Linked DNA regions of Homo sapiens: region 1 is linked to region 2. A link is a contact called in ENCODE Hi-C or POLR2A ChIA-PET data. All regions are on one chromosome and are shown on one strand. Each heading gives the region's core, a stretch centred on a gene start or an enhancer-like site at or near the end of the contact. The rest is flanking DNA. Distances are from core to core; before and after follow the strand shown.

What was found. Hi-C counts contacts between places; a loop is a spot of excess contacts on that map. ChIA-PET counts read pairs that join two places held with the same protein, here RNA polymerase II (POLR2A).
Region 1: a loop to region 2 is called in a map of Caco-2, with 7 times the contacts of the local background. The contact joins two enhancer-like sites. A Hi-C loop is called at or near these places in 2 of 168 maps with a recorded cell type or tissue (Caco-2 and endothelial cell of umbilical vein). POLR2A ChIA-PET finds 5 or more read pairs at or near these places in 2 of 52 experiments (OCI-LY7 and Panc1).

The regions. Positions count from the first base shown.
Region 1 is chr2:28,266,065-28,271,906 of GRCh38, forward strand. All of the region lies in intron 10 of BABAM2 (BRISC and BRCA1 A complex member 2), which reads left to right. It overlaps LOC124907745 (a long non-coding RNA gene), which reads right to left. Exons shown (of 2, transcript XR_007086254.1): 1 at 3,321-5,842; 2 at 2,502-2,837. Among named protein-coding and RNA genes, the nearest start is that of BABAM2-AS2, 41 kb to the right of the region's middle. Within about 2 kb of position 3,292, at least 10 of the 41 ENCODE cell types and tissues checked have a DNase peak (open chromatin) inside an H3K27ac peak, as active enhancers do.
Region 2 is chr2:28,077,793-28,083,195 of GRCh38, forward strand. All of the region lies in intron 6 of BABAM2 (BRISC and BRCA1 A complex member 2), which reads left to right. Among named protein-coding and RNA genes, the nearest start is that of MIR4263, 84 kb to the left of the region's middle. Within about 2 kb of position 3,384, at least 8 of the 41 ENCODE cell types and tissues checked have a DNase peak (open chromatin) inside an H3K27ac peak, as active enhancers do.

The sequences.
Region 1 (5,842 bases), core at 2,042-4,541, 190 kb after region 2:
ACCTCCACCTCCTGGATTCAAGTGATTCTCATGCCTCAGCCTCCCAAGTAACTGGGATTACAGGCACACACCACCACGCTCGGCTAAGTTTTTTGTATTTTTAGTAGAGACGAGGTTTCGCCATGTTGGCCAGGCTGGCCTTAAACACCTGACCTCAGATTATCTGCTTGCCTGGACCTCCCAAAGTGTTGGGATTACAAGCATGAGCCACCGTACCCAGCCACCTTTCTTCTTTCTGACTTGAAAAGTAGCATATTACATACCTTATCTGCACCTGCAGCAAGTGCTTTTGATATTTTATTGCCATGGATGTGCAGTTCTTAACCTCCCCTCCATCTTGGTCACTGAGTTAATTCAAAGGCTCAGCACCTGCAGCTTTGCAGCTCTTCTTCATTCATAAATGTAAGTGGATTGATAGTATCCTCTGTCATTCCCAAAGTGTTATTAGAAATGTCTCTTCATTGTTAGTGATAAGATCTTATAGTATTTCAAAGTACTTTCCCATTTATCATCTTATTTAATTTGATCTTCCCCAAGCCCCATGAAGTTGGTAGGACAGGTATTGTCCTTGTTTTTAAGGTAAGGAAACCAAGGGTAAAAGGTTGGCATTGTCACACGCCTGGGTCTAAGGACTGTCCTCTGTACCTGATGCCACTTTATTTCTGTTTTCCAAAAACAAAGGAGGAACTGCCTTCCATAGTTTTGTTAATACTTCTCCATATTTACCATATAAGTCTTTCATGGTTGTTAAAACTTTTTATTTTGGGATAATTGTGGATTCACATGTAGGTGTAAGAAATAGTACAAAAGGCTGGGTGCAGTGGCTCACGCCTGTAATCCCAGCATTTTGGGAGGCCAAGGCGTGTGGATCAGCTGAGATCAGGAATTCGAGACCAGCCTGATCAACATGGTGAAAGCCCATTTCTACTAAAAATACAAAAATTAGCTGGGTGTGGTGACAGGCACCTGTAATCCCAGCTACGTGGGAGGCTAAGGCAGGAGAATTGCTTGAACCTGGGAGGCGGAGGTTGCAGTGAGCCTAGATTGTGCCACTGCACTCCAGCCTGGGTGACAAGAGTGAAACTCTGTCTCCAAAAAAGAAGGAAAGAAAGAAAGAAAGAATACAAAGATCCTATGTACCCTTCACCCACTTTCTCCCAGTGGTATCATCTTGAACAACTGTAGTACAATATCAACAACCAGGATAGGATACTGACATTGACACAATCAAGAGGCAGAACAACTCCACTAGGAGGATCCCTCCTGGTGCTTTTATCTCCACAAGTCCCTCACTCCCCCATAAATGCAGGAGGCAGAGCCCACCCCCAGGCCCAGCTGTTGCTTCATTTACACTGACTAGACACACACACACATACACACACACACACACACACACACACACTTTTAATGTATTTTGAAATGGTGGTTTTATCAGGAAAGTCTAACACCTATAACAAGCAACCCCCAGTCTCTGTGGCTAACACAGTAACGTTTTATTTCCTGTGCTGTCAATTCAGTGGTGGTCATTATGGATGAAAGGAGGACTCTGCTTCTTGCAGAAGTTCTGGGACCAGCTTCTCTGTCTAATGGCTCCACCATTCCCTATGGCCTCAGCATCCTCCACTGCACCCTCTTCTTCAGGCCAGCATGGCAGGGGCCATAGGGGTCAGGCCCAGAAGTGGCATTTATCTCTCCAACACACAGAATTTAGTCATTTGGCTCCACCTCACTGCAGGAAGGCTGGGAAATTTGTTTGGGTATGCCTAGGAGAAAAAGGAAAAATTGTTGATGAGCACATGTTCAAGAATAATCATGGCAGTATCTCTAGTTGTAGTTGAAACTAGAAGAAACCCAAAAACCCAAATGTTCACTGACAGAGGAATGGATAAATAGTGTCAAATTTACATTATTATACAACTGTGAAAATGACAAACTGTATCTATACACAATAAAGACGAAATCTTAGAACCCTAATATTGACTGAAAAAAGCAAGTTCCAGGAGACACACGATAGAATTTTTATATAAAGAGCTCAAAAACAAGCAAAACCAGACAATCTGTCCATTTATTTATTAGGGATATAGAAATCTGCATTAAAGCCATGTTTCTAAAAAAGTGAAGGTGTCCTGGCCGCAGTGGCACATGCCTATAGTCCCAGCTACTTGGGGAGGCTGAGACAAGAGGATACGTTGAGCCTAGAAATTGAGTCTAGCCTATCAAGACTCAGTCTCTAAAAAACAACAAACAAAAATGAAGGAGTGATAAACAGGCATTTTAGGACAGTGATTATCTCTGGAGAGAGAGGCAGGGAGACAATGGAGAGAGAGGGATGGCAAGGTCGCTTCAGCTTGTGGCTCATGTCTTTGTTCTGAGAGGGAGCATAGATTCAGTCATGTTCTGTTTTTCTGCTGTGTTTCAGACCTTAAGTGTGTATTACAAGTATTCTTTGGTATGTGTCACATATTGCATAATTTTTAAAAGAATGAACCAAAACATTATAATTAGTAGTAATAAAGATAAGTCTTTATTAGTTCTAAGAATGTGACAAGGAACAGATCTATTGCTTGAGAAGGTAATTCTGATAAACTGGTTTTCCTAATGCTGTGGAGTTGACCCACACTGGGGTGGCTCTACCCAAGATCACAAATGCCGGCCCCCGTTGTTTGGATCAGCCCTCGTGCCCTGGTCTTGATCTTTTCTGGTCCTCCTGCAGTTTCCTTTAATTGCCTTGAAGTTTCCAAAAGTTCGTTACACTCATCCATTGACTCAATCATCTTCAGAATCCTAGTATGAAGTCTTGAGGTCCACTGTAGAGATTATTTGTCTGCGGAGAAATCCTACAAAGCTGTTATTGTGATCCTTGCCAATGAAAGGCAAGTTTTACATATCTAAATTTACTAAACACTATCCCTTTAAAAGTATCTCATACCTACAAAGATATAACCAAATCTAACATTTCAGCAAACAAAAGCTGAGGCTTGTAACCAACAGAAGTAATTGCTATACAGTTATCACGAGAAGTACATGCCCAGCTTCCAGGGTAACCACATTACTTAATAAACATATCAAATCTCTTTTATCTTAAAAGACCCAAAGAAACCACCCCAGTAATGGTTGCCAGCCCTGATCCATCCCTTATCTGTTGCTGGCAAACTGTCTGTAAATAGTCAATCCAGAACACTCCTCTAGGTTGTTTTTTCTTGCTCTCTCCCTTCCCCCTTCTCCTCTCCATCTTGGAAGTATTCGCCTTTGCAGTCTCCACCCTCTGTAGAGACTCTGTGCTCTCTGCACCCGGAATGAGTCAGCATGTGGATACATACCTGCATTTCTAGGGAAATGGACTGGGGTTATCAGAAAACTCAATCTGTCCAACCATGGATAAAAATCAAGACATTTTATTGCAACCCAGATAGTTAGCTCAGCAGCTGCACTCTGGAACATACAGTACAACTCCTTTGGGAAATACCTAGTTGGGAGTGACTTTCGGTCTCTTGGGTAAAATGTTCCCTTCTCATACAGCAAACCTTTTGTAAAAGGGAAACAGACTCCATCCAAACTGGGTGGTAACTGGAGATAAAGGCAGGCCACTCCTGTTTGAATGTTTGTCATTTTGATGAGGATTTTGTTTAACAAGGTTTCTACCTTATCTGTCTTCTTTCAGATTTACAGCTCCAGAGCCCATAAAAGGGAGGCCACAGATGTGAACATGGGCTGTGGAAAGATTAGAAACAAACTGAGGCTATTCAATAGAAATAATCTTGAGATATTTTGGATTTTTTCTTGTCATTTTTTTTTTTTTACATTGACAATGACATCAGGAGCTCTAATAGTATTTGACTGATAGTACTTAGTAGTACTTGGCCAACTATACATATTAGGAAAATGCTGGAAGGCATATTGTCTTGACATTATTTATAGCCTGTGTTCTATTTCCTTTACTCTATGCTGAGAAACAGGGTTAAGCCTATTATTATAATTTTATTAGAAATTATTTTATTGAACACCTGTTGGGCCAAACACTGTATCAGGTACTTGAATAAGATATGGTCCCTCCCTCATGAAATTTTTTTTTTAAGAGACAGGGTCTTGCTCTTTGACACAGGTTGGAGTATAGTGGTGCAATCATAGCTCACTGCTGCCTCAAACTCCTAGACTCAAGCCATCCTCCTGCCTCAGTCTCCTGAGTAGCTGTGGTTACAGGCACGTCCCAGCACACCTAGCTGATTTTTTATTTTTTGTAGAGACAGGGTTTTGCTTTGTTGCCCAGACTGGTCTCAAACTCCTGGCTTCAAGCATTCATCCTGCCACAGCCTCCCAAAGTGCTGGGATTACAGGCATGAGCCACTTTGCCTGGCCCCTCATGAAACTTAAAATTAAATTATCTCTTTAAAAAGGAGCAGGCCTAGGAACAAGCTCTTTAAGTAGTGGTGTCTGGCACCTATGTGCACACTCTGTGTGGTCTTTATGTTTTGGAGAGAGTTATGGCTGCTGCTGCTATTGGTCGTGTATTTGACTGTACCTGAACCACATACCACCTTCGTCTTTCCTGAACCAAGAGTCGACCTGCTGTTCACCCAGATGGCATGACTATTCCTTCAGTCTGTTGCTATCTTCTGCTGTTTCTACAGAAGAGCCTCAGCCCTGAATCCAGATCACACTAATAGTTGTTATTTATGAAACACTGCAACATAAAAGTCATGATTGCCGTTCTATAGCAGAGAGGTTTAGTGACTTGCCTAAGATCCCACAGGTGGTAAATGCAGAACCAAATTTAAACCAGTTCTCAAATGTCCAAATTCAAATGCAGCTCTTTCTCTTCTGCCTTGCTTTATCTTACTCACACAGTGATGTAATGCTAGTGTTTCTTGATCCTTATACTGATATGATCTTGCCCTCTTCCCTGGGATTCAGGAGGCAGGTCTACATGAGATGCAGGCACACCGAGTTAATGTGTACAGAATATGTTCCAGAGCCTTGGAGAAACAAAAGGCTATAGCGTGTCTTATTTGGTTCTTCCCAGTTTGGAAGATAGCTGTCCATAAGCACATAGCTAGCTCTCAGTGGGATGTCTAAGGTGTTTGGCAGTGTTTGAGATAAAAGGAGGCAGCTGCTTCACATATATGGACGTCTTCAGAAGCACACAGGTGTAAGGTCTTAGGATTTTCACCCAGCATCCCAAATAGAGGAGATTTTTGTAAATGCAAGGTGGTCGAGTGTGTTTGATTTGATTAGGCCTCAGGCTGGACAAGAGCCACTACCTCCCACCCAGGCAACTTCCTGCTGCACCCTGGATTTGTTCCTTCAAGGATTCCCCAGCCAGTCAGTGAACCAACATGATTTCCTCTCCTCGTGGCCTGGGCCCTCACAGGGACAGCTGTGCTTCCAATTCCAGTGACATGACTCTGTCACAGTCTTCAAATAATTTCTAGTTTTCTTTTTCAAAGAAAGAAATTTTGAGAGCTCTGTCCACACATTGTAAAGGAAACAACCCTCTTAAATATCCATGCCCTTTACAGTGAATATTCCATTGACATATTAAACCAGAGGCAGTCTCATGATTTTGAAAAGGATTTTGGATAAATATAGAAGGCATGTATCACCCCAAATCCATCCTTTATGGAGTCATTACTTAAAAGGGAAAGGGCCAACCAGGCAGGTTAACAATATGGTACAATACAGAAAGACTCTGCTTATCAGTTTCAAAATTGTACATTTAAAACAAGTTCTCAAGTTTCAGTTTCATTTTATGTATGCATTTATGCTCAAGCTTGGTAATTACCCTCAGCTCATGACATTTATACCAATCAGTAATGTTTAATTATCCCAGATGATTACTCCGTCA
Region 2 (5,403 bases), core at 2,134-4,633:
CTAGAGTGACAATATCTTGGAAAGACAGGACAATGTTGAACATAGTTTTCATAAAATTCATGATTATATCAAGAAAATTAAATACCAACAGAGAGAAAACAAGGATGACCACTTGGTTTCTGGCTTAAGTAACTGGGTAGATGTTTGCGCCATTTACAGTAGTACCTCCATCCTCTTTTCCACTTTCTGGGATTTCAGTTACCTGGGTCAACTATTGTACAAAGAAATTAAATGGAAAATTCCAGAAATTAATAATTTATACATTTTAAAGTTTGTACTCTTCTGAGTAACATGATGAAATCTCATGACATCCGGCTCTGTCCCACCCAAGATGTGAATTGTCCTTTTGTCCAGCATCTTCACAATGTACAAGCCACTTTGCTCTAGCTGTGTACACTGCGTGCCCTTCCATCACTTAGTAGCCAATTAGCAGATCTGATATTGGTTATATCATATCTCTTTATGGATGTCTGATATAACCAATATCAGATCTGCTGTTGCTGGTACCACAATGCTTGAATTAAGTTGACCCTTATTTTACTTAATTATGGCCCCAAAGTGCAAGAGTAGGGATGCTGGCAATTCAGACATGCCACACAAGCCGTAAAGTGCTTTAAGTGAAAAGGTGAAAGTTCTAGAATTAATAATGAAAGAAAAAAACCCTATGCTGAGGTTGCTAAGCTTTACAGTAAGAATGAATCATCTATCCATGAAATTATGAAGAAGGAAAATGAATTTTTTGCATAGTATATAGGGGGTTTGATGCTATCCATGATTTTAGGCATCCACTGGCAGGTCTTGGAACATGTTTCCCATGGATAAGGAAGGACTATTGTATTTAGATGGGAGAATGGGGATTAGAGTGGGGTATAGGTTTGGGTGGGGGTGAGCACACTGAGGTGTTGATCAAGATTTCTATAATAATTTGGCAGTGTTGATTTGGAATTGCCTTTCAGACATCTAGGTGGAGATGTCCAGTAGCTAGGATATGCAAGTCTGGCATTCAGAAGAGAAACTGAGGTGGAACTATAAACTTGAAAGGGTTTAGCATGAAGGCATTTCTTATATCCATTGGAATGGTTAGCCTTCCTTCTTCCCTTCCTCCCTTCCTCTGTCCTTCCATCCTTCCTTCGTTAATCATTAAACAAGTGGTTCTCATTTAGATTTATTTACAGTTAATCATATTTCCAGCATGAACCAATTTTTCAACTCTCATTGTTATGTCAGCTGAACACACAAATTAACACATATTCTCCAAGAAATTGGGAAATACTGATCCTACTTCTTTAGCAACTTATTTTCTAAATTTATATAGAAAAAATTGCAGAAAGAAAAAATGGCAATAAAATCATTTCTCAAGAACCATTAAGTGTGCCAGAGTTTCCTCAAAACAGAAATTTCAGAATAGTGGATACCTGGCAGGGGTAGTAGGTAAGGGGATGAGAAAGGTAAGGGGCTACACAGGCCCTTCCTTTGTATTTCATGTTATGTTTCTTTATCTGCATGGTGGCTAGATTGGCATTCATTATATCAGTGATTAGACTATTTCATCTAAGGGAAAAAAACCAAACTCTTGCACATATTTCTAGAGAAAGTCTTCAGAATTTGATTACTCCAATGACAGTGTTTATTTGTTTTCTTTTTGTTGTAGTACAAGAGAGGCAGGAATTAGAGGTAAAATAAAAGCTCTTTGCTTCCTTTATTAGTAAATATAGCTTACTAAAGAAAAGTTTTATGACTAATTTTTGAATTGCAGTAAATAAGCATATTATTTCACTGTTCAAATACAATGGTCTGATCGTTGTATATTTTTTAAATTAAATTGAGCTCTAGGCCTTTGGTCAGGTACCTTACCTTCATACTTATTTTCATGGGAAATCCAGCCTAATTACATTGTATGGATTTACAGTGCTTATTAAGGAACATAATTCTCTGTAAATGTAAGCATTGCCTTTAATTTGAAGTAAAGGTGGGTGGATTTCATTTCACTGATTGAGACAGTGTCATAGACATTAGAAAATAAACTGTTAGGGTTTACGTTTTCACATAAACTCTTTGAAAAAGCCGGAATTATCTTAATGTTTTATTTGTAGTGGTATTAACAATAAAAGTTATATTATACTATTTTAAAAATATGTTACCTAAAAAATAAATTACAAATCTAGGCTCATAGTTAACATTATACTGTAGATATATTTCTGCAGGGTTAGTATACACTGTTTTGCACAGTGAATTCTTAAAAAGAAACTATAGGAGCTCACCATTTAAGAAACCCTTCAGCCACTCCTTCTATACAAAGAATAATATTTGTACATTCAGATTTTTAGATTAGATTTTTAAAAGTAGTTAAATTGGGCATCTTTTATCATATTTGTCTTTAATTAATGGTGTGACTCTGGGGAAAGTAAAGAAACCTCTCTGAGCTCCAGTCTTATCTTTAATTTCAAAAGTGAACTAGATAATCTCTGAGGTTCAGCCTTAAAATTCTGTGATACTCATTTAAAAATAACTGTACCATCCAGCATTTCAGAAAAAGCATTAAGGACATGTGTTTCATTTCCTTAAATGAAAACAGATTATAATGTATGTAATCAGAGCATTGAAAAGAGAAGGAGAGAGAGGTGATTTCAGTACCAAAATTTGTCTATAGGATAGACTACCTGGATGAGGCAAAAGGATCTATAGACTACCTGCCTCAAAAATCTCTAGATATAATGAGAGAGATGGTAGGTACTCCTTGAGATGAGATACTAGTCTGATGATGGCTTTTTTTGGTGATGGCTGTTGAACAACATGTAAATAAAAGCAGTAATCATGTTAGAAGAGACCAATCTGTGCCTGTGTTCTGTAGACTACATTGTTAAGAGCATGGTTCAAATATTTGAAAGAGAAAAGAAAACTGCTTTTAAAACCACTTACAATTACCTTGGCATTCTCATTTTAAGTAGCCATCTGCAAGCATATTAATTTTATTATTTCAGTGAACTCCCTATTTGATTAATCCGTGACCTGATTTAGTAAACATTTGTCAGGATATATCTTCCCTGGAGATACATTAAGCTTGGAGCATGTAAGGCATCTTTTTTCCTATTCAAACAGTGAAGTTAGGAAAGTGTTGTGGTAATAATGTGAGCACAATTGTCTAAGAACATTAAGAACCTTCGTCTGGATCTTTTGTTACCATAAAAGGCAATGTATCATGCTTTCCTGTTTTGCATGGATGAGAAGGGAGTAAAAAACACCAAAAGAATTTTTATTGCATAGAAATATTTCCTTCCTAGCAGTTGGTGAAGCAATAATGAGCCTACAAAACAATCTTCCTATAGCTGGGGAGAGGAGGGCAGGAAAACGTAGTGCAGCCAGCCACATAGATTCGCAGACTGGCAGGCTGGTCACAGAGCGCCTGCTTCCATCCAGAGTCCCTTCTACATGTAACTCTCCCCAGGGCAAAGCGCCTGCATGTGCTTCTTCTCACAGCCCTTTAAGATATACAGGGCAAGTAGGAGCTGCTTCTTTTCTAGAAGAAGAACTTATCCAAGCCTGTGGTGCAGACGATTGTTGTAGGCAGGCTAGAGCCACACTTACCTGATTCCCAATTTGTACGTAAGACCAGGCAAGGTCCACTGTGTTGAGAAGATGCTTTCTGTGAATCAAATTACTTGGTACAGAAAATGTTGCTTTCAGTGTATCTTGTGGCAACTTTAACATTGTAGACATCACCACTGAATAAGATGAATGCGTGGGAATTGTGGATTTGAAAACACTAAAAGTGGTTATCAGGCTTTAGCACATCTTAAGAGTCTGCATTTCCACTAGCCTAATTCACACTGGGCCCTTCTCAGCGTTTCTTAATGCTACGCTACTCCCACTTCCTTTCCTCTGTTTCCCTCACTTCAGCCCTAAATGAATTTAGGTTGTTGAACAGAAATGATCATAAATCCCTTTTTAAGCCAAATGAAAAGAGGCCCATAATTTCTTTAGTTTGTTTCAGACCCATTACCTTTCAGAAGGTCAAACCTGCCTCATTCTCTAGGTGTGGACATGATACGGATAACAAAAAGGCATGGGGATATGTTTTATCAAATGTCCTAAAGATGTTTTTACATGCAGTTTTTAATAAAAAACAATTATCTACTATGCATAAGAACTAAAGTAATAATGTGCAATGCATTTTGTGCTTTTTAATAATAAATTATTAGTAATGAAGTGGAGACAACTTAGAGTTGATTGTTTTCTTTGGAGGTAAGGAAACATATTGAAACTAAACAATAGTAGCTGCCTAAGATTTCATGATGTGACAGTGGCATATTGCTATGGGGGAAAAAAAACAACCATGCACAGAAGAACAAGCCATTCACCCTGATATCAGTAATTTGAAAGTGAAGAGCAATTCTTTTTCAGCGTGATATATTTTTCAGTTTTAGGTTAAAAGTGTTGCATTCCAAGGAAGGCACTACAGTGCGTTCTCAGTATAAAGCAAATAGTTTTGTGGTATTGGTTGTCTGATGTGGTTGAGCACTGGTATTTCATAGCTTTCAAAGAAACATTTTAAAGATAAAAAGAAGAGCAGAAATACTGGAAAAGGCAATATGTCATCTGAATTCTGTTGGTGCTTAAGAACAGCAAGGGCTATCAGTTACCCTTGAGTTCCAGTCCCAGTTTTGTCACTGACTCTGACCTTAGGCAAGTTATTTAACTTATTTATGCCTTTGTATCCTCTTCTCTAAAATGAATCTAATACCTGTCTCACAGTGTTAAGTTGTGAGGATGAAATAAAATAATGCCTGTGAAGCACTTCCTATAGTGCTTGGCATGTGAATCCTCAGATAATGATCACAGTTAAGGAATTGGATGGTTGCTATTTTCATGGTTCTTTAGTTTACAGGTTTTCAGAGTATTTTACTAGTAGACTCTATGCTTAATTAATTCATTCAACTTAATAGTAACCAGAAATAGTGTTCTTTCATCTGGAGTTGTAATTCCCTCACTTGTAAGTAATTTTTCTGCTGCCTCTTGTCTTTACTGAAAATTGATTCTGTTCGTTGCTGTGGAGGCCTCACCTTTCTCACTTCTCCTGATATACTGTGAAAATATTAAAACCTAATAATTTGTCCACATGCACCACTCTTTTCAGTAATCATTGCTGACTCTGTCAACCCTAGACTCATTCCCACTTTGCTAGACAACCTCAGTACCTGGGTCTTATCTTCTCTCCATCCTCTGCCATCATCCTCCCCAATTCTGGCACGTAAAATGATGATCCATTCATCCTTCTTCAGCCTGTTAGAGTCTTTCCAGCTCCATTTCTGCTCCCCACCTTTCCTTTTTGCTGCACCTTGTACTTCATCATCACTGCTCTGTTTCTAAAATATCAGTACTCTCTTTCTCTGCTTACCACGTCCT